Linked DNA regions of Homo sapiens: region 2 is linked to region 1. A link is a loop called in an ENCODE intact Hi-C map of the cell type or tissue named here. Cell type or tissue: Calu3. All regions are shown on one strand. Links, peaks and the distances in the headings refer to the core of each region. The heading gives the core; the rest is flanking DNA.

Evidence for each region. Hi-C counts contacts between places; a loop is a spot of excess contacts. Peaks named below come from ENCODE experiments on the same cell type or tissue, not always from the same donor. Only the 100,000 strongest peaks of a DNase experiment are listed, where the experiment ranks them.
Region 2: it touches region 1 in a loop (20-fold over the local background); 10 of 110 quality-filtered maps call a loop at or near these places.

The regions. Positions count from the first base shown.
Region 1 is chrX:16,205,808-16,218,527 of GRCh38, reverse strand. No RefSeq gene overlaps it. Among named protein-coding and RNA genes, the nearest start is that of MAGEB17-AS1, 43 kb to the right of the region's middle. RefSeq lists an enhancer at 2,197-3,017. In Calu3, for the core only: no CTCF peak of the experiment used is centred there; a DNase peak (open chromatin) is centred at 5,917.
Region 2 is chrX:15,923,572-15,936,291 of GRCh38, reverse strand. No RefSeq gene overlaps it. Among named protein-coding and RNA genes, the nearest start is that of AP1S2, 75 kb to the right of the region's middle. In Calu3, for the core only: CTCF peaks have their summits at 5,542 (motif pointing left) and 5,946; no DNase peak of the experiment used is centred there.

The DNA.
Region 1 (12,720 bases), core at 2,254-10,253:
ATCCAGTACCACCATGCTGTTATATGGGCAGAAAGAAATTTCCTCACTACATAAGAGTCCCCCATCATTAATGCCTCCTTAATAAAAACTCTGCTTAAAGCTGCTTTACTTCCAAAGGAAGCTGGAGTCATTCACTGCAAGGGCCATGAAAAGCCATCAGATCCCATTGCTCAGGGCAACACTTATGCTGATAAGGTCGCTAAAGAAGCAGCTAGCTTTCCAACTTCTGTCCCTCATGGCCAGTTTTTCTCCTTCTCATTGGTCACTCCTATTTACTCTCCCACTGAAGTTTCCACCTATCACTCCCTCTCCACTCAAGGCAGATGGTTCTTAAACCAAAAAAATTTGTATCTCCTTCCAGCCTCACAGGCCTGTTGTATTCATAACCTCTTCCATGTAGGTTACAAGCCATTAGCCTGCCTCTTAAAACTTCTCATTTCCTTTCCATTGTGAAAATCTATCCCCAATCCGCCACTCTTGACTCCCTCTTGGAGTGGATAGATGATCTTTGCTGACAGGACACACTCCAACACTTTCACCCTGATGAAGTCCTATTCTTTACTTTTATACTCACTCTTATTCTCGTTCCCGTTCTTATGCCACCCTCTACCTTTCCCCAGCTATCTCCACCACACTATCAATCTCACTCACTCTCTCCTAGCCATTTCTAATCCTTCTTTAACAAACAATTGCTGGCTTTGCATTTCTCTTTCCTCCAAAATCACCGAGGCCTCGATTTACTCACTGCTGAAAAAGGAGGACTCTGTATATTTTTAAATGAAGAGTGTTGTTTTTACCTAAATCAATCTGGCCTGGTATATGTCAACATTAAAAAAAACTCAAGGATAGAGCCCAAAAACTCTCCAACCAAGCAAATAATTACGTTGAACCCCCTTGGACACTCTCTAATTGGATGTCCTGGGTACTCCCAATTCTTAGTCCTTTAATACCTATTTTTCTCCTTCTTTTATTTGGACCTTGTGTCTTCTGTTTAGTTTCTCAATTCATATAAAAACCACATCCAGGCCATCACCAATCATTCTATACGACAAATGCTCCTTCTAACAACCCCACAATATCACCCCTTACCCCAAAATCTTTCTTCAGTTTAATCTCTCCCACTCTAGGTTCCCACGCTGACCCTAATCTCGCTCGAAGCAGCCCTGAGAAACATCGTCCGTTATCTCTCCATACCACCCCAAAAAATGTTCGCTGTCCCAGCACTTCACCACTGTATTGTTTTGTTTTTCTTATTAATATAAGAAGACAGGAATGTCAGGCCTCTGAGCCCAAGCTCAGCCATCATATCCCCTGTGACCTGCATGTATACATCCAGATGGCCTGAAGCAACGGAAGATCCACAAAATCACTGAAAATAGCCTTAACTGATGACATTCCACCATTGTGATTTGTTCCTGCCCCACCCTGATACATATATTCTCCCCTGCCCTTAAGAAGGTACTTTGTAATATTCTCCCCGCCCTTGAGAATGTACTTTGTACGCCTATCCCAAACCTATAAGAACCAGTGATAATCCCACCACCCTTTGCTGACTCCTTTTTCGGACTCAGCCTGCCTGCACCCAGGTGAAATAAACAGCCTTGTTGCTAACACAAAGGCTGTTTGGTGGTCTCTTCACACAGATGCGTGTGACACTAACAGCTTTAAGTATGAATTATTTTAAGTTTGAAATATTTTATTTCACAGACCCTACAAAAATCTCATGTTAAAATTTGATTCCCAATGTTGGAAGTTGAACCTAATGAGAGATTACTGGGTCATGGTGGCATATCTGTCATGAATGTCTGGGCGCCACCCTCACAGTAATGAGTGAGTTTTCACTCTATTAGTTCCTGCAAGAACTTGTTAAAAAGAGTGAGGCACCCCTCCCTCCCCGTGTCTTTTTGCTTCCTCACTCACTATGTGATCTCTGCACACACTGGCTCCCGTTTGCCTTCTGCCTTGAGTGAAAGCAGTCTGAGGCTTTCACCAGATGCCCAATCTTTCAGCCAGGAGAACCATGAGCCAAATAAACTTCTTGTCTTTATAAATTACTCAGCCTCAGGTTTTCCTTTATAGCAACACAAATGGACTAAGACATGGCACTCGGGCATGCTAAATGCTTTTGAAAATTGAAAGGCCTCAGAAATAAGCCTCAGAATCAAGGTCCCTCTAACCTTGTTCCTCTCCCACCCAGTGTAGGGAAGAACTCTCTCTGGAAGTTCCTTATCTGACCAAGAAAATTTATTATCAAAAGAAACACAACTGTCTTCTATCCCCTCCCAGTTACCTTATCTATTGCAGAAAAGAAGACGGAAGAATGCAGCCACACCTGGATGAACTTTTCCATGAGATAATACCTGCCTCTTGGGTTCATTAAAATTCCAAAGAGATTCACATATAAGTTAATTTATCTCTGGTTCATTCATTCTTCCTAATAATCTCTTATTGTCCCTCAAAATAATTGTCTACATTTCCCATCTCCTCCCTCCTCTACAGAAAAAGGGTATATAAGGTTCTATATCCCATTGGGGGGTGGAGTAATCACTCTGTGATTCTCTCCCATACAGGTTAATAAATTTGCATGCCTTTTCTCCTGTTAATCTGCCTTTTGTCAGTTGCTATTCAGTTGAACCTTTAGAGGGCAAAGAGGATGTTTCCTTTCTTGGTTCCTATAGGACAAAAGAAACTACTGAGTATTTTTTTAATGAAATGCTGGAACCTCTGGGGATTATCTCTTGCCACAAGGGTGTGCGCCTTTGCCTTTGTCTAGGCTATTATATGACTCTGAAGAGATAGATGTTAACTGGTGGAAAACTGATGGCAATGTAAATACTTATTACATTACATAGAAATGCAAATTAGCTGTGTCTAGTGAAATGCAATTCATTACTGCCCAATGGTTAGACCACTTTTTTGCAAACTTATTTCAACAACTGTACATACATTTATGGTTCTTTGCCTTCTTCTATGAACTGGTTGTAACGTCTTTTCCAGGTCCCTGTTAATTGATGGGTTAAATAAAAATATGTGATGTAATCATTTTATACTTGCATAAGAGTGATGATTTTACCTTTTTTGAACATTATCCTTTAATCTGTCTTATCAAATCAAAATTATCCTTATGCCATCTCTATGAGAGCAGCCTAAACTGCAGGGTGGGGCTGGCTGCACTAAAAGATAAAAAAGAAGGCTGGAGTATGGGATGAGCTAAGGTGATTCTCAGTGTTGGGGACTCTTGGCTCTCTTTTAAGTATATCTAAGAATAGGACAGGGGCAGGGAATACATGAAAGGGAGAAATAACTCTTTGGTGAAATGATTTATGGTAGGATAAGAGAACTAGAAGGTAAATCAATGGAAAGAGTGCTGGGAGAGTGGTATTTACTCTCCTCCTTCTTCCTCCTAGATCTGGGTTCTAGACCCAGTTCTGCCAGCTAGTAGCTGTATGACCTTGTGTAACTTTTCTAACCTCTCTAGTTTCCTCAAATAATCATACTATCTCCTAAGGTTGTTATAAGAATTAAAATTAGGCCGGGCGTGGTGGCTCACGCCTGTAATCCCAGCACTTTAGGAAGCCAAGGCAGGTGAATCATTTGAGGTCAGGAGTTCGAGACCAGCCTGGCCAACATGGTGAAACCCCGTCTCTACTAAAAATACAAAAATTAGCCAGGCATGGTGTTGCACGCCTGTAATTCCAGCGACTTGGGAGGCTGAGACAGGAGAATGGCTTGAGCCTGGGAAGTGGAGGTTGCAGTGAGCTGAGATCGCACCACTGCACTCTAGTCTAGGCAAGAAAGTGAGACCCTGTCTCAAAAAAAAAAAAAAAGAAAAGAAAAAGAAATGCAGAATCTAAGGCCCCATCCCAGATCTGCTGACCCAGAATATGCATTTTAACAAGATGTTTCCCTGATTCATATGGACTTTAAAGGTTGAGAAGCACTGATATAGAACATACAGTAACATATAAATCAGACAATTAAGTACAGTATTAATCATGTGATGTTTATTAATTGATGGTTCCCAGCTGATGGATGCTGGGCCACATTAAAATCATATGGGAAACTAACATGCAGACCCAGCCCCAGAGATTGTGAAATTCAAGTGGGGCCCAGAAAAAAATTTTTTATGGTTCACAGCCAGCTATGGGAGCAGGGTATGAGAAGTGGGAGTTCTGAAAAAGGATGAAATGAAGCAGAGGAGTGGGCCTTGACTGACCCTTGAAATATGGGTTCCATTTTTGGAGAATGAGGAGAATATATGCACGTGTGTATGTGGAAACAAGACTGTAAGACAATGTTATTGTAGCTTCTTCCAGAGAGGGAGAAATAAAAGCACAAACGAAGGAAATATTGCTCCCTGGGGAATTTTGGCAGAATTTTAAAACAATAACATTTCTCTGGTTAGAAACAAGGATGATACCATGCTGCTCATAATATCTCAGGGGCCAATGTCACATTTGATTTATGTTTAGAAACAATTTGAATGGATAGAACATTTTTCTTCTCAATTCCCACTTGGGGCTAATATATAGTCTTTTTCTCACATAAAAACAGTTTTCAACTCTTGCTCTACATTGAGCAGAAATAATCTAAGCTTGGATTCATTTCAAGATGTTTCCCATCAGCTGGGAAACATTTCTGTGCATTGGCACTATAGTTTAACTTCAATGAGTTCATTAAAAATCAAATAGGATAGTGGGGTGTGATTATAATTTGAAATGTGGGAAATGCTATACAAATGTCAGCTCATGATATGACTCTTTCTGGCCTTCCTATGGTTTGTATTCCTTCTGCCTCTTTCATCCCTTCCCCCTTAAGTCTAACTCTGCGCACAACCTTGCTATTCACCATGGGTCTTCTTGACTCGTGATCAGATCAGATGTTCCTCCCTCCACAATTTTCTTGATACTTTTTTGTTGTTGTTAACTCTATACTTACACGTCCAGCGTTTCACTTTATAATTTTGGGCCTATAAATTATGCATTTATATGCAGGTTTTCTCTATGAGACTTGAAGCTCTTTGAGGCATATGATAATGTCTTATTCATTTTTGAAAATCTAATGCTGGAGGTTCACTTCTCATATGTTTGTGGAGGGGAGGAAAAAATAATTTTCTCCTCTATCCTTCTGAGTTCTTAATTGAGATGGATGTCTTTAACAAAAGACAGATTAACAAGAGAAAATCCAACAGAAGTTTAATAGCATGTATACCTCATGTATACATGGGAGATACTCAAGGGAAATGAGTAACTCTTTAAGAGATGGCTTTGATTTCAGACTTAAATATCATCTTTAACTGAAATCAAGAAAGAAGCGTGTTGGGAGGCCAGTAACGAGGAGGTGGCCAGGAAAAGCATGGTAAACAGGGTAAGGTTTGTGGTGCAGAAGTTTAATATAAAGACATAAAAGTAACTCTAAGGGATAACTTAGAGAGAGAGACAAAGAGGAGTGGGGAGGAAGAGAGAGGAATCAAGGAGGAAAAACTTAGAAGAGGGCCTGTTCCCCAAGGATGCGTTTAGACCTCATTGCAGAGGATGTGGCCACAGCCTACTGGATAATGAAGAAGTTTGCTGGGTTGCCCTGACCAGAGCTGGGCCACAGTCACACAGCCACAGAGGCTGATAGGCTGGGGCATAGAGGGAGTCAGGGTATCTGCAGTCCACTCACTGGCAGGGTGGTACACAGCCCTTGATACATGGTGCCTTTGTGGGAGGGCTGTAGAAACTAATCACTGGGGCACCAGTGAGCCAAGGCACTTGGGTGGGTGTGCAGAGAGAGCTGGGGTATCACTGCCAGCATGAGGCCTGGAGTTCACCAGTGTCCACCTTAGGAGGGCCATGTCATGGAGATCACTGGATCTGGGCCAGGCTGTGGGATTACTGAGTTTTGGTACACTCTCAGCACATAGCTGGGACAGAGCACCACTAGATGTCCCTATACACATGCACCATGCAGCAGAAGCAAGAAAAAGCAAAAATCAGCACAATGGAACCAGGAAAAGAAGGCCCCTTCCTCCTGTAATGTCCCTCTACTGACAAAGCTGACTGTAAAGGACATGTTTACTATAAAGGACAAATGATTTAAGAGTCTAGGCTATTGTTGCAGAGCAGGTACTGAAGGGTGAATTTGGAGTTGAGAGGCAATAAATTCATGACTGACATGTATTGCAAGTTTCCACCAGCTCTTTTGAGCTCCTACCATCCATGAAAACAGCATGGCCCAAAGAGCCACTGCATCTTCAGATTGAGTTCTACAATGTGGAGCAGACATGAACCATAGGTAGTGTTAGGCCTAGGCTGGCTGAGATCGTTGAAATGACAGCCAACTTATGACTCATGAGTATCAAACAAATATTCATTGCAGCAAGTTCTTGAGATATTTGAAGCTATTTGTCATACAGAAAAAAATAACTAATACATCGATTTTCCTCCATATCCCTTGTGCCAGTGCCTAGATTATAAGATGAGATCAATATATAGTTTTAATTGAATTGTTATACAGACTCTGGGTCCATTTTCTGATTTTTCTGAAGGTTTAGCCCACATGTTGTCTAATGGGCTACAAATTGAGTCACCACTTCAGGTACACAGCAGAACAGGAATAACATCATGAAGAATCTTAGTAGATTTCAAATTGGCTCTTTTAAAGAAAAAAAAAAAAAACTCTTTTAATGGAAAACTCAAACCCAGGAATTGCTTTTTAAGCTTTTGGAATCCACACAGCTCATTCAGTGTGGAACCTTTATATGATGCAGCTAGGCCATTAGGTCTGGCTTCATCATCTAAAGTGGTACCTTTTTTATGTGGCTTTGGGGGAACAAGGTGAAAACTAATCAGAAGATTGCCTTGTATGTGAGCTGGCTATTTATTGCTCAAAGGGTGAATTTATGGGTGAAGAGAGAAAACAGATAATCCAAACATGGCCCCTACTTGTAGGGTTGCAACTATCATACGTTAATTTTATGTTCTAATCTTTTTCTCCTGTTTGAGGTCACAGCACAACATCACACCCTCACATATAATTGACTACCAGTGAAGAATTCTGTCCTTTCTTAATTATTATGCTGATATTACTTTCATTACACCACAAAGAACCATCAGCAGGAATTAACACATTCTTCAGTCAATTGAAATTATGTTATTTAAAAAGACATTCCCTTTCAAAGATGCCTGGCAGAAATTCTGGCATCGTATCCTAAATATGATTGTTGGTTTGGCCACAAATGTTTTCCATTGCTAACAATATACTCGAGAGCTTTTCACTGGTTTTCATGATGCATATAGTAGAGCTTCCCCCTAATTTATTGACCAGAGCTATGTTTATGGAGCTTATCATCTCTATGTTCTGCCCCAAAACCCCATACTCCAAATGAGCTACACTTTATCTGTTGTCACTTTGGACTTCATGGTGCTGCTGCTACTAACAGTAGCCACTCCTTGCAAGTCATCAACACTCTGTCATGCAGGGGTTTTGATTTAGCTTTTCGTAGCAGGCTTTTCTGATTAAACACACTGTAAACTCTACCTTTCTCAATGGCATAGTTATTTATTTTCCTTCCAAGGATGTTCATTAAAGGGCTTTCAAAATAAAATAGTACATTATGTTGATATTCTTTTAGGTCCACAACCTCTCTATATTTTATACTTTTAAAGTTTCCCCTTTCTTTACTGTAATACTCATCTAAAGAATCCAAAATTGGTTTCCATTTGATTTTGTTTACTCTCTTTCTAAGTTCTCTTTTTCTGAGCTAAAATAACATTTGATATGTATCTCTGAATGAGGGTTTCCAAAGAGTAGAAATGACATGATCCCTTACAAGTGGAAGCTTTGGACAGAATGTAGACCTTGATAGAATTTTAGACAAAGTTTTCTTCAACTTTCTCCTTTTGCCATTGAGGTTTAGAGAGGCTAAGTGACCTGTACTAGGTTAAATAACTAAGTGATGGCATATTTGGGACCAGGAATCAGTCATCCTCTCTTCTCTCCCAGTTTTCTTTTCACTGGATCATGACACAGAATGATAAAATGGGAGAGCAGGGAGGGATGTTAGAGATTACTCTATCTAACCGTATTATTTGAAAGATGAGAAAGTAATGCTAGGGAAATTTGGATATCTGGCATGATCGTGATATTCTTGGCCTTCCAAAAAATATCTTTCATTCTTTTTAATCTCAAAATAAGAAGCTTTTCAGCAAATCTCCAGTCCCAGGGACTGGCCCTGGTGAGACAATTCACTGAGGAAATCTGTGGCTTACACCCACATGTCTGTTAGGAAGCTGAGCCATCTTCACGAGTAGGCAGAAAAAGGAGGTGCACTAGGAAATCTCTCTCAACCAAAATATCACCCCACACATATCCTCTTTGGGAGACTAACTCTTCTGGGTTCTGAAGGCTTCTTTCTATCTTTCAGAGTTCCCTATTAAAATGCACATAATCCTAGAAAGAGAATCATTTTGAGTCATTTCAGGTGTTATTTATTTATTTATTTATTTTGAGACGGAGTCTTGCACTGTTGCCCAGGCTGGAGTGCAGTGGCGCGATCTCGGCTCACTGCAAGCTCCACCTCCCAGGTTCACGCCATTCTCCTGCCTCAGCCTCCTGAGTAGCTGGGACTACAGGCGCCCGCCACCACGCCCGGCTAATTTTTTTTTGTACTTTTTAGTAGAGACAGAGTTTCACCGTGTCAGGCAGGATGGTCTCGATCTCCTGACCTCGTGATCTACCCACCTGGGCCTCCCAAAGTGCTGGGATTACAGGCGTGAGCCACCGCGCCTGGCCCCATTTCAGGTGTTATTAGTGAATATTCAGATTTTCTCTGAGAGAAAGGCTTCCTTGATGTGCTTTTGTAATAGACGAAGAGAACCAGGAAAAAAAGAGTCCTGAAATGAGATGTCTGTCTTCAAATCAAGCTCCCTAAACCATGTCTGGGACTGAACTAGACTTAAAACCTTGCTGCTTTACATAGGCTGTGTTCTTAACATCAGCAGAAAGAAACACAATCACACTGAGTATTTTTATTTAAATTATGCAAAAGTGTGGGTAGAATCCCTGGATTTCCTTCTCAAGCTCACTTTGCAACTACTAATGATCCCACATAGAGAAAAGGGGAAACATTGGAACTGATGCTTAAGTGAACAAATCTAAACACATTCTTGACTTTATTTAAAATCTACATATTTCATCAATTCCAAGATATATTCCCACTTCCCTATATTAACATTCTGAAATCAAGATGTTTCTAATGGCTGGTGGTGTCTTACTATCATTGGCAGCCAGGTGGGCACTGTCACGTAGTTATCACATGGATGGGCACCAGCTTGACCACACAGTGTTCATATTACCATTTCAATAGACTTATATGTAGTGTTATTTGTTCACATAGCAATGTAGTAATAAATATAACTGGTATTTAAGTTTAAATTTAACTAGCACTTGAAGTATCTTTAATGGATTATTCCATGATTTGGTATTAAAACATTAAGATAATGTGAATACAGAGAAGCGGAGAAACAGAGCAGCAGGGTGTAAATTTGATATTAATGAAACAAATATCTGTCATGGAAGGAATGATGACAATTTTACATTTTCTTTCAATGCAACAAGCAACTGCTTTATGGTTATCTAGGAAAGGAAGATATCCACAGGTAGATGAAACTCTGCTGGATTTTGCCATTCGTGTTCATCCAAAAGCTTTACCTACACCTCATCAGGCAAGAATGTGCCAATATCAGCACTTGCAGAATGAGTGTCAGCAGCTTGCAAGGAAATTGCAGGAACAATAGTGGAGCACCATCTTAAGAAATGCTGTGTTACCAGAGCTCTCGAAAACATAGAGGACAAGATCATATGTACTCTATGGTATGACACAGACGTAAAACCAAAACATGGACATGGAAATTTTGTAACGAAAAATGATTCAAAAGAGTTAGACAATAAATTTGAAAAATCCTTAGGAATTAAATCAGTTTATTCCATTCATATTTCCCTTTTAGATATATGCATAATAGTGAAATATGATTAAAATCTGTGCTTAAATAAGTCTAAAAAACTTCTTTTAAAAGCTATACAATAAAATTTATAAGTAATTAAGAAGTATTATAACTTAAGTACTTTTTGTTTCTTAGTGTTACATAAATAATGGTACATCTTATAATTGATGACATCTTAGATTCAGTGTTAATTAGTGGCAAAGCCTGGAAAAGTCCAGATCTTCTAACTGTCAAATACCTCACACAATGTCTATTACATAGAATGTACTCAGTGAATAGAAGAATTGCTGAAGAAAAAAGAAGAAAAGAAACAATAATGATTACAAAATCTACCCGGGGTGAATTCTCAGTAGCAGAGAATAGCAATATCTATCAGAGAAGAAAGCCAGCCCTTAAGTAGACTGTCAATTTACTTTGACACATACAACTCAAAATTGACCACTTTTACCTGGTATCTGAATGTCTGCTGAAAGATGATGAGAGGCATGAACATGAATTATCTTGATTTTCTATTTAGAGGATGGATAATTACCTATGATGATTTTTTAAAATACCTGTGAAGACTCAGGAGGCCAAGTACGGTTATGGAGTTAACCTTTTAGTTTGGTTGTTGTCAAGCAGCTGTAAATCAGATAAAGTGTGGAGGGCAAAGTCTTAGAGGATAAGAAGCCAGACAGAGGTTATAAGGCCATCAGAGGCTGTAAGGAACAGCTTGCTGGCACTTTTCCAGTTTTGCCTCCACTTTGGACCATGCACAAATGCACTGTGAAGCATCATTGGTACTGCAGTGTTCAAATACAATTGATCCTTGAACAACACAGGTTTGAACTGCATGAATCCACTTATAAGAAGATTTTTTCAATAGAAGTTACCAGTGTGCCCTGCCTCTCCTGCCTCCCCTTTCACCTTCTCCACCTCTTCCACCTCTGTCACTCCTGAGACGCAAGACCAACCGCTCCTTTTTCTCCTCCTCCTCAGCCACTTAACATGAAGACATGTTAACATGAGGACAAAGACATTTATGATGCTCCACTTCCACTTAATGAATAGTAAATAATGCATATTTTCTCTTTCTTATGATTTTATTAATAATATTTTCTTTTCTCTAGCTTATTTTATTGTAAGAATACAGCATCTAATATGTATAACATACAAAATACATGTTAATACTGCTTATGTTATCAGTAAGGCTTCCAGTCAATAGTAGGCCACTAGCAGTTAAGTATGTTTTTTTTTACTTTTTAAAATTTTTCCATAAGTTATTGGCATACAGGTAGTGTTTGGTTACATGAGTAAGTTCTTTAGTAGTGATTTGTGAGATTTTGGTGCACCCACCACCAGAGCAGTATACACTGTACCATATTTTTAGTCTTTTATCTCTTGCCCCCTTTCCCACTCTTCCCCCCAAGTCCCCAAAGTCCATTGTATCATTCTTATGCCTTTGCATCCTCATAGCTTAGCTCCCACATATCAGTGAGAACATGTGATGTTTGGTTTTCCATTCCTGAGTTACTTCACTTAGAATAATAGTCTCCAATCTCATCCAGGTCACTGCAAATACCATTATTTCCTTCCTTTTTATGGCTGAGTAGCATTCCATCATATAAATATACCACAGTTTCTTTATCCACTCATTGATTGATGGGCATTTGGGTTGGTTCCAGGATTTTGCAATTGCAAATTGTTCATTAGCAGTTACGTTTTGGGAGTCAAATTTATACGTGGATCTTCAGCTGCATAGGGGTTGAGATCCCTAACTACCATGTTGTTCAAGGGCCAATTGTATCAGAGTGTTTTGAGATAACAAGTGCCAAAATGGAGAGGCAGAAGCCAGGAGCTCATTCCTGAAGAAGGTATGTTGGAAACAAAAAATTGTACTATTTCCTTAGAATCAAGGTGCTCCAGAGAACAACTGGGGATTTATCTGAAGTCCATTGAGTTTCTCATTCTCTCCAAATGGAAAAAAAGAAAGACATTGATTGTGCAACTATTACAGACCAGGTGTTTTATCTACATTATCTCACTTGAACTCCTTTGACAATCTTGCAAACAATGTATTTTTGTTACATTTTTAGATGACAGGAATTCAGGATAAAACAGTTGAAGTAAGTTGACCTTGGTGTCACAGCATGAGTGACAGAGTTTGAAAACTCTGCTGGACCCCAAAACTTATGCTTGCCACTCAACATGCTTCAGTCTCACACAGGGAGAAAGACACATACAGGATGTCATGTCAGGAAATACAGAAATGAAGAGTATAAATGTGGCATGTTGCCGGAGGGTTCAATTTCATTCAAAGGTTGGGGGAGAGTCATTACTTTCATATTAAAATAATCATAGACTACTATATGCACATCACATTGGCTAAAAATTTTAAAAGACAGAACATAACAAATGTTGGCAAGGATTTAGTGCAACTGGAACTCTCATACACTGCTGGTGGGAATGCAAATTGACAAAACCACTTTGGAAAACGGTTTGGCAGTATTATAAAAGCGATTATTTGCCTGTCTTACGAAATTTCAATCCTTGATATATTTCCAACAGAAATTGGCTCAGCAAAAGGCACAGAAGAATGTTCATAGTTGCAATATTAGTAATAAGCACAAACTGAATGAAATTCAAATGTTCATTAACAGAGGAAAGAATTGGTACATGTTTACCCAACAGAATACTATTATTACTCTTACATACTACAACACAGATGAAACTTATAGTCATGATGTAGAAT
Region 2 (12,720 bases), core at 2,104-10,103, 280 kb after region 1:
AGTTGGAAGATGACTCAATAGCATAGAGGCAGAAGGGAAGGGGGGGAAGCCATTGATTTCTTAGAATTTCTTAGAAGAAGAAACCCCATTCAAATTTTTTTTTACCTAGTTTTTATCTACTCCCCTATGTTTTCCTGCACTTGGTGTATAGAGATAGCACCACTGAGGAATGGATCAAAAAGAATGCCAAAGCAAGGGAAACAAGAAAAACATCTACACATAACTACTTGTGGGTGGTTTTTAAATCAAAACTCAGAATTATGCCAGGTTATGAAAGTCTATAAAAATTTTAATGCAGATACAAGAAAAGAGCAATACTACTTTTTTTTTAGTCTTCCCTTTTCACTCTGATATGCCTTGCTGTTAAAAAACAAAGAACAAGAAAACATTGCGTTCCCTGCCTTCTGGAACTGTTTACCAGCAGGACGTGAGAAATCATAGAAATTGCTGGAAAAAAGTGATAACAGTCAGTCATATCTTTTATAATGGACTATTAGATTGGTGTATTTGCATGTATCATTAAAATTTATTGCAAATTGTCTGATGGAATGACAATGCTACAGATAGAGTACGCCTAATACAATTAGAATGGAGACTGGCTTCTGGGGTAAAGTTACTACATATTTTCCTTGGAGGAATAAAAATGTATATCTTCTGCCATGAGAATACCAGTGAGAATAAAGTAGCTATTCTAAATGTTTATGTCCAATTTAATATTTTTCTATCATAACAAAATTCTTATGAATTTCACATTAGCCTATGATTTAAAGCTAGATATCTTCCAGAGTGATATTTTTTTAATACAGAACACAGAATACCCAAGATCAGAAACATTATCTTTTATTCTTTGATGGAAAAGGCAAATGTTTTAGGGGTAAGATTATCAAAGAAAGCCAATGCTACGTTGTACAAGGAATTATAGGAGCATTCACCCGAGCAATGCTTCTTCATGGCAGGTGTTAGTCAGAACTAGATATGAACTCCCAAGTGGGACAGGACAAGAGACATGCCCTCGTTTACAGATGCCCGGAGTTCCATCCCAACCTAGAGGTTGGTTTTCAAGAGAGTTTGTGGTGCCAGATTTAATTTTTATACTTCCTTTTCCCATAAGTACTTTAACTATTGGTCCAACACTCCCTATTCCCAATGGAAATCCTCCTCAGTGAATACTGTTCCCTTCTATTCCTTGAAATGAGGTAACTTCCCCTTCACTCCTTGCATTGTTGTCACAGTTCCCAAAGCATTTGACTTTCTCCAGGGAAACCATAAAACCATATGGAAATCAAATCCAATGTAATTCTGCATCCAGAAGGGAGTTTAGGGAATACCTCCCCAAGGCTGTAGTTTTACACTAATTTTTTAATGAAACCTAAGCATTTTGAAGACTTCATTTTTATTAGAATATTGACTTATATTAAATATTATGCATATATTCTATAAAACTATGTGATTAATAAAAAGAAGAGAGAGAGCTGGATAAAAACAAGTTGCTTTAACATGTATTAGAACAATAAGAATAATTCAAATCTGCTCCTGGCATCAGAAAAACTTTCTAGAATATTTTTCAGAGATGTATTTTGGTTATTTGAGATGTAATGATATGACAGGTTTTAGCTATAATAAAGTGGATCATTATAAATGGAGTATGGCTAACTCAGAGAATGCCAGAACCCCAGAAGAAAGAAAACATCCAAGAAAAATATATGCTTTGCTACAAACTCAGAAGCTTAAAAACAATTTTAAGTTATACTTGAAATGTCTATGGCATACTATATTACAAATGAGGAAATGGAGTGTAAAACAAAGTGAATTGCTGAATGGTCAACCAGTTTAAGTATATCAAATGGAATATTCACTGAACTGGTTACATAGTGTTACTTACTCTGGAGAGAGCTTTTGTGGAATACAAAAACTGAAAACAATCCTGAAGCATGTAAAGCTAGGTGGACCAATGCATTCTGCAGATATTCTCCCAAGTGTTGCATCCAAGTGGATGAACTGGAAGGATTGCAGATGTCATTGTAGATGATCTAGTGCCAGGTGCTTTTCAAACTACTCTGTTGGAATATTTTGCTTTTATTACAACACTGTCATCATTGTTATCACCATTGTTATTATTTTTATCATGAATTTTCAGTCATTATCCAAGAACAATGATTGATTCAACCCACTGAAATGTATTAGCTGAATTTAAACTTGAAAGATGCAGCCTGACTCATGAGAAGAGAATAATTATGGGAGACATGTTTTCATTGGAAAAATTCTGAGTTAGTAGCAAGAGCCCTGTTTGTTAAATTTCAGATACAGATAAACAATGAGTATGATTCAAGAATAATTGCAGGGTATCCACGGTTACAGAAAATCTTGTCAACACCCATTGTTCTATTTATACCTTGGGAGACATGTCACCAAATTTCTATAAATAGAGTATAAATTCATTCATTTCAATCCTAATCATGTGCACACCTCCAGTCTTCTCAGAAATAAAAGAAAAAAAAAACTGGACTCTAAAGTGAAATGGGGGAATATGTAATGCACTGGGTTTAATGGGCCAAATGTCTCAGGAAGAATCAACACAGCAAAGAAAAGTAAGTTTATAAGGTGGAAATGGGGCTTCCTAAGATATCTGGCAGGTGAGTGCTTGGGGAAAAGTGACCCTGAGAAGCTGAATAACCTTAAGCTACTTGTAGTTTCTCCTGAGCACCCATTCAGTTTTAGATACAAAACAAAATGAGGATTAGAAGATCTTGGGTTAATTGTAGCAGGAAAGAGGATTTTTTTTAAAGGAAGGCCATAAGGTCAAAAAGAATGAGAGAGTAGATGGCAGCAAATGAGAAATGGCCATAAAACTTTGAAAGCTGGGAAGCAGATGGCTAAGTGGCAGCTGATTTAGAAGAAAGCTAAAACCTAAGTTTCTGCAAGGATTCGGAGTCAGGTAGCAGTGGCAAGAAAAAGCCAGTTCAGGCTGCAAGATCTCAGGGATGCTCAGGAATTGGAGTCACCAGGTACCTCTGAAGGTTGAGTGGCAGAAAGCTTTAAAAACAAAAGCCGTAGCTGAGGGCAGGGGTGCTAAACTGAAAATGGAGGAATTTACTCGAAGTTATTACATCCCAAATAGTGATATCCTCCCAGCTCCTTCCCCAACTTGGCTCTGAGAACATCAACAGCCACTCATTTACTGTCCAGATAAGAGAATGATCCCTGAGAAAACACCTAAGATACTAACATATGGGGATCCCCAAAGAACATCCAGGTGCCCTCTTAATCGCCTTACAATGAGATCCACCAATTGACAAGCCCCATTTATGTATGCACTGTTTCCACTAAACTAAGCTTATATTGAGTCTTTACTAACAAATGTATTTATTGAGCCCTTGCTAAGTGTGAGGTGTGTGTTAAACACATTATATACATTTAATCCTCAAAATAAATCCATCGAATGTGTATTATTATCTCCAGTTGCAGATAAAGAAACAAAGCCTCAAGTAAATTAAATATGTTTTCAAGGTCACCTAGCCTGTAAGTAACAGAGTGGGAATTTGAACTATTTGAACCACAACACCTCATGGCCCCGCTCTGGAGTATCCACCAGCCTCCTTAACTATATCCTTAACTATATCTTTAAACTATATTCCTACTTACTTACAAAAAGAATGTGTAATGGGGGTCAATTTTATCTCTGACTCAAGTAAGAGTTGAATAAAATGTAGCGCTTCTAAAAAAAAAAAAGCATTGCTGTACATCTTCCATTTCCTTCTCAGATTTACTCTTTCCCCAGCTCCTCTCTGTTCAGTGTCCTGGGAAGTCGAATCCTATGGACGGCATTAATACTCCTACTTGAATTGGCTAATAGGTGGGATTGGAGTGAGAGAGAAGATTGATTTAGATCAGGTCATTAATGTGCCAGCTCCCTCCATGTGTTGGCAGCATAGGCTGTCTACAATTCTCCAATGCAGATTACGACACCCATTGGGTGGTCCACAAAGCTCTCTCTCCTCTTGTTCTCCAGACTTAATGGTGGTAACAGCTCCACTGTTCTACCCTCAGGTACTGCATTCTCCCTTACAGTTTCCCTACACTCTGCCCGCACCTTTGGAAACAGTCCTTTTATTAAATTCTCTTCAAACCACCTAATTTGAATGTGTCATGTACCTCCTCCCAGGACCCTGATTGATTCAGAGCTTTAGATACATCTTAATCTGGGTTGACTAGGAAGTAGATGACAATAATATATTTTTAACTAATAACATGCAACATCTCTCTTTACTATAAATCTCTGGAATCATATGGTTTTGAAGGGTTTTTTTCTAGTTATATACTCATTATAGAAAAATTGGAAAACAAAGAAATTTATCACTGTAATTCCACAGGCTTCAGTCAATTGATATTAATACTTTGGTGAAAAAAAAGAAAGAAAAAAAAATACAACAGCCAGCCACAGTGCACGCCTGTAATTCCAGCAGTTTGAGAGGATGAGGCAGATGTATCACTTGAGCCCAGAAGTTTGAGACCAGCCTGGGCAGCATGGCAAAACCCTGTCTCTACAAAAAATACAAAAATTAGCTGGGTGTGGTGGCATGTGCCTTTAGTCCCAGCTACTCAGGAAGCTGAGGTGGGGGAATCTATTGAGCCCGGGAGGTGGAAGCTGCAGTGAGCTATGACCATGCCACTGCACTCCAGCCTGGGTGACAGAAGAAAAACACACACACACACAGCAGAGTAATAATTTGGAACTTCCTCAAACAGATATTCTGTAGATGATGTTCAGTGTTTCTAGAGAGAAGAGTAGGGGTAGTGTAGGGGAACAACAGAGTCTAAGGGTGCTTGGTACTCCCAGCCTCTCTTAACGTTCCCAGTAAAGCAACACCACCCTAAAATCCCACACTTCACTCAGCTGTACTTTGAGTTCACGCCTTCCTCACCTCCAACCAACTTTGCAAAGTATTCCTTCCAACCATGTGCAGTGCTGTGTGTGAAAAAAATTCTGTAAGCGCAGTTTTCTCCATCTTGGCAACATTGCCAATGATGTTTTAGGCCTCCAAAGAGTTTTTACCCACTCTGCTTTTTAACCATTGGTAACCTGGACTAATGTCCATGCCTTTTTTCCACTGTGGCACCAAACTAAGCATGGTACCTGGAGATCATTTCAACATTGTCAGCAGCGGTGAAGCCAAACAAAAACACAATATGCAATTTTCCAGTTATCCTGTAAAAATTTCAGCTTATCTTGTTTTAGTCACCTTCACCAAAGTCTCCACGTGAAGTGTTCACAAAGAGATGTTAATCTTGATCCATAGCTGGAACAAGGGGGAAAAATCAAATACGTGTTTATGCAATAAATACTTTAACTTGAATGGATGGAATGGGCTACAGATTAACAAGCCTCATTGACAGCGTTATTCACTCTTCTCCCTGTGAGGTGGAAAAACAAACAACTTGTATAACTGGGGAGTCAAACGCTTACAGCTGTTTGACTTCATACTGTTATTGCTAAAAGCACAGGAGCAATGGTGACATCTTGTGTCAGGTTAAAACGTAACAGGATCTTAATTCCTTGTGGTATCTACTAAGAGCCCCTCGGATGTGCCCTGGCTAAAATTCATCTTCATCTGCTCCTTTTAGCTATTGATAAAATAATAACACAGAGGTTTTCTCAGATGTAGAGATTAATCAATTTGCAGGAATGACAGGGAAAACTCTACTTGGCACCTGACTCATCAAACTGCCACCTCAAGTACAGGCCACCTAGGAGTCTCAGTCTAGTTCTTCAGCTCAGCCTTTCCACTTTGCCAGAATATCCCTGGCAAAATACACAGGCTCCAGGTTCATCCACTTATCAATCTGAAGCAGCCAGAGGGTAGCTGTGGAGCTCTAGTAATTGTACTTATTTATCCTACTGTTTTGAGCATTTCCCTGATCTTATTTCTTTGGCAGCACTTTGAACATCACATCACATGACTGGAACCTCTTGAGCCCAAAAGATGATGAATAAAATTCACTGCTTGTAGTAGTCGGCTGGGAGGCCAAATCTGTTTCATGTGCTCTCCATGAGAGCAGTGGTTCTTAATGTTGGCCACACAAAACCACCTGGGGAGCAATATCTGCATCCATCCCAGACCAATGAAGTCAGAATTTCTGGGGTTGGAAGCCAGACATTTTTTAAAAGCCCCCAGGTGGTCCTGGCATGCAGCTTTCACCCAGCTCTCTTGCCTTGGAAACCCAGCCACCGTGCTCTGAGGAAGCTCAAGCCACATGGAAAGGCATGAGTGGGAGATCCAGTCACTGTCCCAGCTCAGATCCCAGCCGACACCCAGAATCAACCGCCAGTTAACTGAGTGAGTGGGCCTTTGAATGATTCAAGCCCCAGCCTTCCAGCCACCCCAGCTGACGTGAAGCAGAGCAAAGACAAACTGTCCCCACTGACCCTGGCCCAAATGGCAGATTTATGAGCAAAATTAATGTTTTAAGCCACGAGGTGGTGGTCTGTTACACAGCAACAGATAACTGGAACAATTTATTCCCATTTTTAGATGAGGAAATGAAGGCAGCAAGGGTGGGGGAAATAACTTGCCCAAGTCCAGGCAGACGGTAACTGGCAGGGTCAGAATAGTCTTGTTCCAGGGCCCAGGCTCCACCACTCAGATTCTTCCCCTGGCTCAGCCCCCAACTGAGAGCAGGGGACTGTAAAACCTGAAACTGTGTAGGACTCTGCAAATAAAGAGCTCTGCTCAGCACCCTCAAACTCAGAGCAACGCAAGAGCAAGAGGAGACCAAAGACCTCCCTCTACCACAGACCACCCTGCTGCTCCAGGACCTTACAGGTCCAGTTGTTTAAAATGCACAGTGAATATGACAGCACCCAGCAGGAATGACAGTTCCTGAGGAACTCCTGGAATCTCTCAAGAGGCCCTTTACAGTGACCTGACGTCCCAGACATGGGTGGGAAGAATAGCCAATGGTATGTGCATTGGTTTTGTTCTTCTAACTCTATTTGTATAAGCAGAATGGAAAAGCCTGGAGAAACACAGCTGGCACATACATTATTTCTTTGTCAACATTGTCCATGTAATTAAGATAACCTTGTTACTTAGTTTTATAGCCTGTTTTATTTTTCACTTAAAATCCCTAGTAACCATTAACCTATTTCACCAATAGTTTTTGAAAAAAAATATTTTAATGGCTTATTTTATAAACTGGAAGTACCATGATTAATTTTAACCTCACTCCTATTGGACATTCAGGTTGTCTCCATTTTTTTTCATATCATAAATGATGCCATGATGTGCATCCTTGTGTCAAAAGATATAGACTTTGATGCAAATCTCTGATTTTTTTCTTAAAAACAACAACAGGCTGGATGTGGGGTCTCACACCTGTAATCCCAACACTTTGGGAGGCCAAGGTGGGAGGATCGCTTGAGCCCAGGAGGTCAAGGCTGCAGTGAGCCATGATGGCACCACTGCACCCCAGCCTGGACGAGAAAGTGAGACCCTGTCTCAAAACAACAACAACAACAACTTCTTAGAACTACTGTGTCAGGGAAAATCCTGTTTAAAGAATATTGATTAAAAATTATAGTATTTAATTTTCCCATGTTAATAATTTGCATTTAATAAATAAAAATTATTTCTTTATTTATTCTAAATGTATTGCCAAATAGCTTTCTAGGAAGGTAAGTCTTTCCTCAAAATAGTTCTCTATTCTTGCCATTTTCAATTCCTCTCCTCTCATTCTCCCTTACATCCACTTCACTTATGCCCTTGACCCCCTCATTCCACTGACCCCACTCTCTACAGTGCACTAGTGATCTTTACATTGCTGAATCTATGGCCAAATCTCCTCTTCCCGTGAGCAAACAGCAGCATTTGGCACAACCCATAAACTCTTCTCCCTGCTACATGGTCTTCACTCGGTTTCCAGAACCCTACCCTCTATTGGTTTTCCCATCTCACTGGTTGGATCTTCTCAGTGCTCTTTGGATGGTTCCTCTTCGTTCCCTGGAATCAATGCTGGCTGTCTCTTCTTCTCTGTCACACCCTGAATGATCTCATTCTGTCTCAAAGCTTTAAATTCTACCTACATGCTCTTAACTCCCTCCCAATTATATATCCAGCTCAGACTTCTCTCCAGACTCCAGGCTCTTACTTTCAACAATTCCATGCAACAGACATCTCAAATTAACATTCCCAAATCTTTTTCCCCCTAACCTTCTCTATCAGCAGTCTACCCTATCTCAGGGAATGATAACACCTGGCTTCCAATTGCTCAGGCAAAAAATCTTGACACTTTCTCAAGTCCTCTCGTCTTCTGTCACCCCATATCCAATCATCAAGAAACCCTGATAGCTTTATCTTCAAAATATATCCAGAATCTGAACTTTCACCACTTCACTGGTACCGTCCTGGTGCAAGCACCTTACCTCCTGCCTGAATAACTATAATAGCCCCCCAGCATGTCTTCCCGCCTACACCTGTCCCTGCCACACATACACACTAGCAGCAAGAGGCATAGACCCTTCTATGACCTAAGATTATGTTGCTTTCTCTGCTCAAAATTCTCCAATGGCTCCCCTTTTCCTCCCACATCCAGTGCCCCTTATCCTGTTGCATGGTTTTGTTTGGTTTTGTTTTTCTACTGCTAGTATCACTGTTTTTTTTTTTTTTTTTTTTTTTGGAGACAAGAAGACAAGCTTTTGCTAGATTGCCTAGGCTGCTGGCCTTGAACTCCTGGGTTCAAGCGATCCTCCCAGCTCAGCCTCCTGAATAGCTGGGACTACAGACATGCACACTACCATGTCCCAGCCTAGTTTCACTTCTTAACACATTATATTGTGTCTTCTGTTTATTGTCTGTCTTTCCCCACCAGAATATAACCTCCAGGTGGGCAGGAATCTCTGTCTGCTTTCTTCCCTCCTGTATCTCAAGAACCTAGAAGAGTGCCTGACATAATAAAGGCAGTCACTGTATGTTTGCTGAATGAATGAATGAATGCTATTACTCTTCACCTTGAAACCTCTGTGACCTTTTTGGAAGGATACCATAACTCTATTCATATACCCCCTACAGAAAGGGCATGTAGACAAGGTTTGTCTGCCGGGCCTTCCCTTCTTCATGTAGGGTGTACTATCCTGTAGTTTCCCTTCAGGTTGCTCAGGGCCCCTCCACTCAAACCTCCCTTCTTTCACAGTGGTCTGGGCTTTGAGATTAAGCCTTCCTCCTTTTCTGCTCCCATTCAGCCAGTCTCCTTCCTTCTTCCCATGAATATCAGCAAGCTATCAGCAGAAAAGCTTTAGGTTAACCTAATTCCATTTTTAAAAGGTCTTTGTGATGTCCTGTTCCCTTCTTCATGTCCCCTCCATGAGAATCAAGGTTGAGAGACAAGCCTTAGCATTAGCCACATTCACCTTATCCATTAGCCCTTTAGCATCACAACTTTACTCCCAGGTGACTTCAGCACCACTCTGCATTGGATAGATCATCCAGACAGAAAATCAATAAAGAAACGGCAGACTTGAACAACACTATAGACCAAATGGACCTGACAGACATAGACAGAACATCCTATCCAACAGCAGCAGAATACACAATCTTCTCCAGCACACATGGAATATTCTCCAGAAGAGATTATATATTGGGCCACAAAAGAAGTCTCAATAAGTTTAAAAAGGTCAAAATCATGTCAAATATCTTTTCAACCACAATGGTATGAAACTAGAAATCAATGGCTGGAAGAAAACTGAAAAATTTGCAAATAAGGAGAAATTAAACAACACATTCCCGAACAACCAATGGGTCAGAGAAGAAATCAGAAGGCAAATCAAAAAATATCTTGACACAAACAAAAATGGAAATACAACATACAAATTTATGGGATGCAGCAAAAACAGTTCTAAGTTTATAGTGATCAACATCTACATAAGAAAAAAGAAAACAAAAAACAAAAAAAAACACCAGGCACGGTGGCTCATGCCTGCAATCCCAGCACTTTGGGAGGCCGAGATGGGCAGATCACGAGGTCAGGAGATCGAGACCATCCTGGCTAACAGAGTGAAACCCCGTCTCTACTAAAAATACAAAAAAAAATTAGCCAGGCGTGGTGGTGGGTGCCTGTAGTCCCAGCTACTCGGGAGGCTGAGGCAGGAAAATGGCGTGAACCCGGGAAGTGGAGCTTGCAGTGAGCCGAGATTGTGCCACTGCACTCCAGCCTGGGTGACAGAGCGAGACTCCAACTCAAAAAAAAAAAAAGAAAGAAAGAAAAAGAAAAAAGAAAGATTTCCAAAATAAGAAGAAAAAGATCACCTCAAGGAATGTTTTTTAAAAAATAAATAAATAAATAAAAAAGAACAAACTAAGCCCAAAGTCAGCAGAAGGAAAGAAATACAAGCATACCTCAGAGATATTGAGGGTTTGATTTCAGACCACTGTAATAAAGCAAATATCACAATAAAGCAAGTCACAGGAATGTTTTGGTTTTCCAGTGCATATAAAAGTTACATTCATACTATACTATAGTCTATTAAGTGTACAATGGCATTATGTCTAAAAATAAGTACATACCTTAATATAAAATACTTTATTGCTAAAAATGCAATCATCTGAGCCTCCAGCGAGTTATAATATTTTTGCTGGTGGAAGGTCTTGCCTCCACATTGATGGCTGCTGACTGATCAGGATGGTGGTTGCTGAAGGTAGAGATGGCTGTGATAATTTCTTAAAATAAGACAACAATGAACTTTGCCATATTGATTGACTCTTCCTTTCACAAAATATTTCTCTGTAGCCTGTGATGCTGTTTGATAGCATTTTACCCACAGTAGAACTTCTTTCACAACTGGAGTCAATCCTCTCAAACCCTGCCACTGCCTTATCATCTAAGAATATGGAATATTCTATATCTTTTATTGTCATTTCAACAATGCACACAGTGCCTTCACCAGGAGTAGATTCTATCTCAAGAAACCACTTGCTTTGCTAATCCATAAGAAGCAACTCCTCATTCAAGCTTTGTCATGAGATTGTAGCAATTCAGTCATATCTTCAGACTCCACTTCTAATTCTAGCTTTTTGTTGTTGTTGTTGTTTTGTTTTTTTTGATATTTTTACCACATCTGCAAATACTTCTTCCACTGAAATCTTGAACCCTCAAAGTCATCTATAAGGATTGGAATCAACTTCTTCCAATTCCTGTTAATGTTGATATTTTGACCTTCTCCCATGAATCACAAATGTTCTTAATGGCATCTAGAATGATGAATCCTTTCCAGAAGATTTTCAATTGACTTTGCCCAGATCCATCGGAGGACTCACTATCTATGGCAGCTATAGCCTTATGAAATGTATTTCTTAAATAATAAGGCTTGAAAGTCAAAATGACTCCTTGATCCATGGGCTGCAGAATGGATGTTGTATTAGCAGGCATGAAAACAACATCTCTATCAGAGCTGTGCATCTCTATCAGAACTTTTGGGTGATCAGGTACATTGTAAATGGGAAGTAATATTTTGAAAGGATTTTTTTTTTCTGAGCAGTAAGTCTCAACAGTGGGTTTAAAATATTCAGTAAATCATGTCAAAAACAGATTGTGAGTAAGGAGATTGAATCAGTAATCAAAAGCAAAGAAAAGCCCAGTGTGGTACGGGCATAGACCAGTGGAAAAGAATAGAAAGCCCAGAAATAAACTCACGGATATATGGTCAACTAATCTTGGACAAAAGTGCCGAGAATACACAATGGGGGAAAATAGTCTCTTCAATCAGTGGTGCTGGGAAAACTGGATACCCACATGCAAAAGAATAAGATTGGACCCTCATCTTATACCATACACAAAAATCAACTCAAAATGATTAAAGACTTAAATGCAAGACCTAAAACCATAAAGCTTCTAGAAGAAAACATGGATAAAAAGCTCCTTGACACTGATCTTGGCAGCAATTTTTTGGATATGACACAAAAAGCACAGGAAACAAAAGCAAAAATAAACAAGTTGGGACTATATCAAACTAAAAAGGTTCTTCACAGCAAAGAAATAATCATGAAAATGAAAAGGCAACCTATGGAATAGGAGAAAATATTAGCAAGCCACATATTTGATAAGGGGTTAATATCTAAAATATATAAGGAACTCTTAAAATTCAATAGCAAAAAATAGAACCCAATTTAAAAATGGGTAGAGGATCTAAATAGATATTTTTCCAAAGAAGACACGCAAATGGCCAACAGGTATATGAAAAAGTGCTCAACATCACTAATCAGGAAAATGCATATCAAAACCACAATGAGATGTCACCCATACCTGTTAGGATGGTTTTTATTTTTAAAAAAATGGATAACAAATGCTGGTGAGAATGTGGAGAAAAGGAAATGCTGGCACATTGTTGGTGGGAAGTTAAATTGGTACACCTATTATGGAAAATAGTATGAAGACAGAATCCTCAAAAAATTAAAAATAGAACTGCCGTATGACCTAGCAATCCCACTTCTGGGTATTTATCCAAAAAAATTGAAATCAGGATCTCAAAGAGATACCTGTACTCCTATGTTCCTTACAGCATTATTCATAAAAAGCCAAGATATGGAATTAACCTAACTGTCCATTAGTAGATGAATGGATAAAGAAAATGTGGCATACACATTCAATAGAACATTATTCAGCCTTTAAAAAGAAGAAAACCCTGCATTTGCCACAAGATGGATGGACCTGGAGAGTATTATGCTAAGTGAA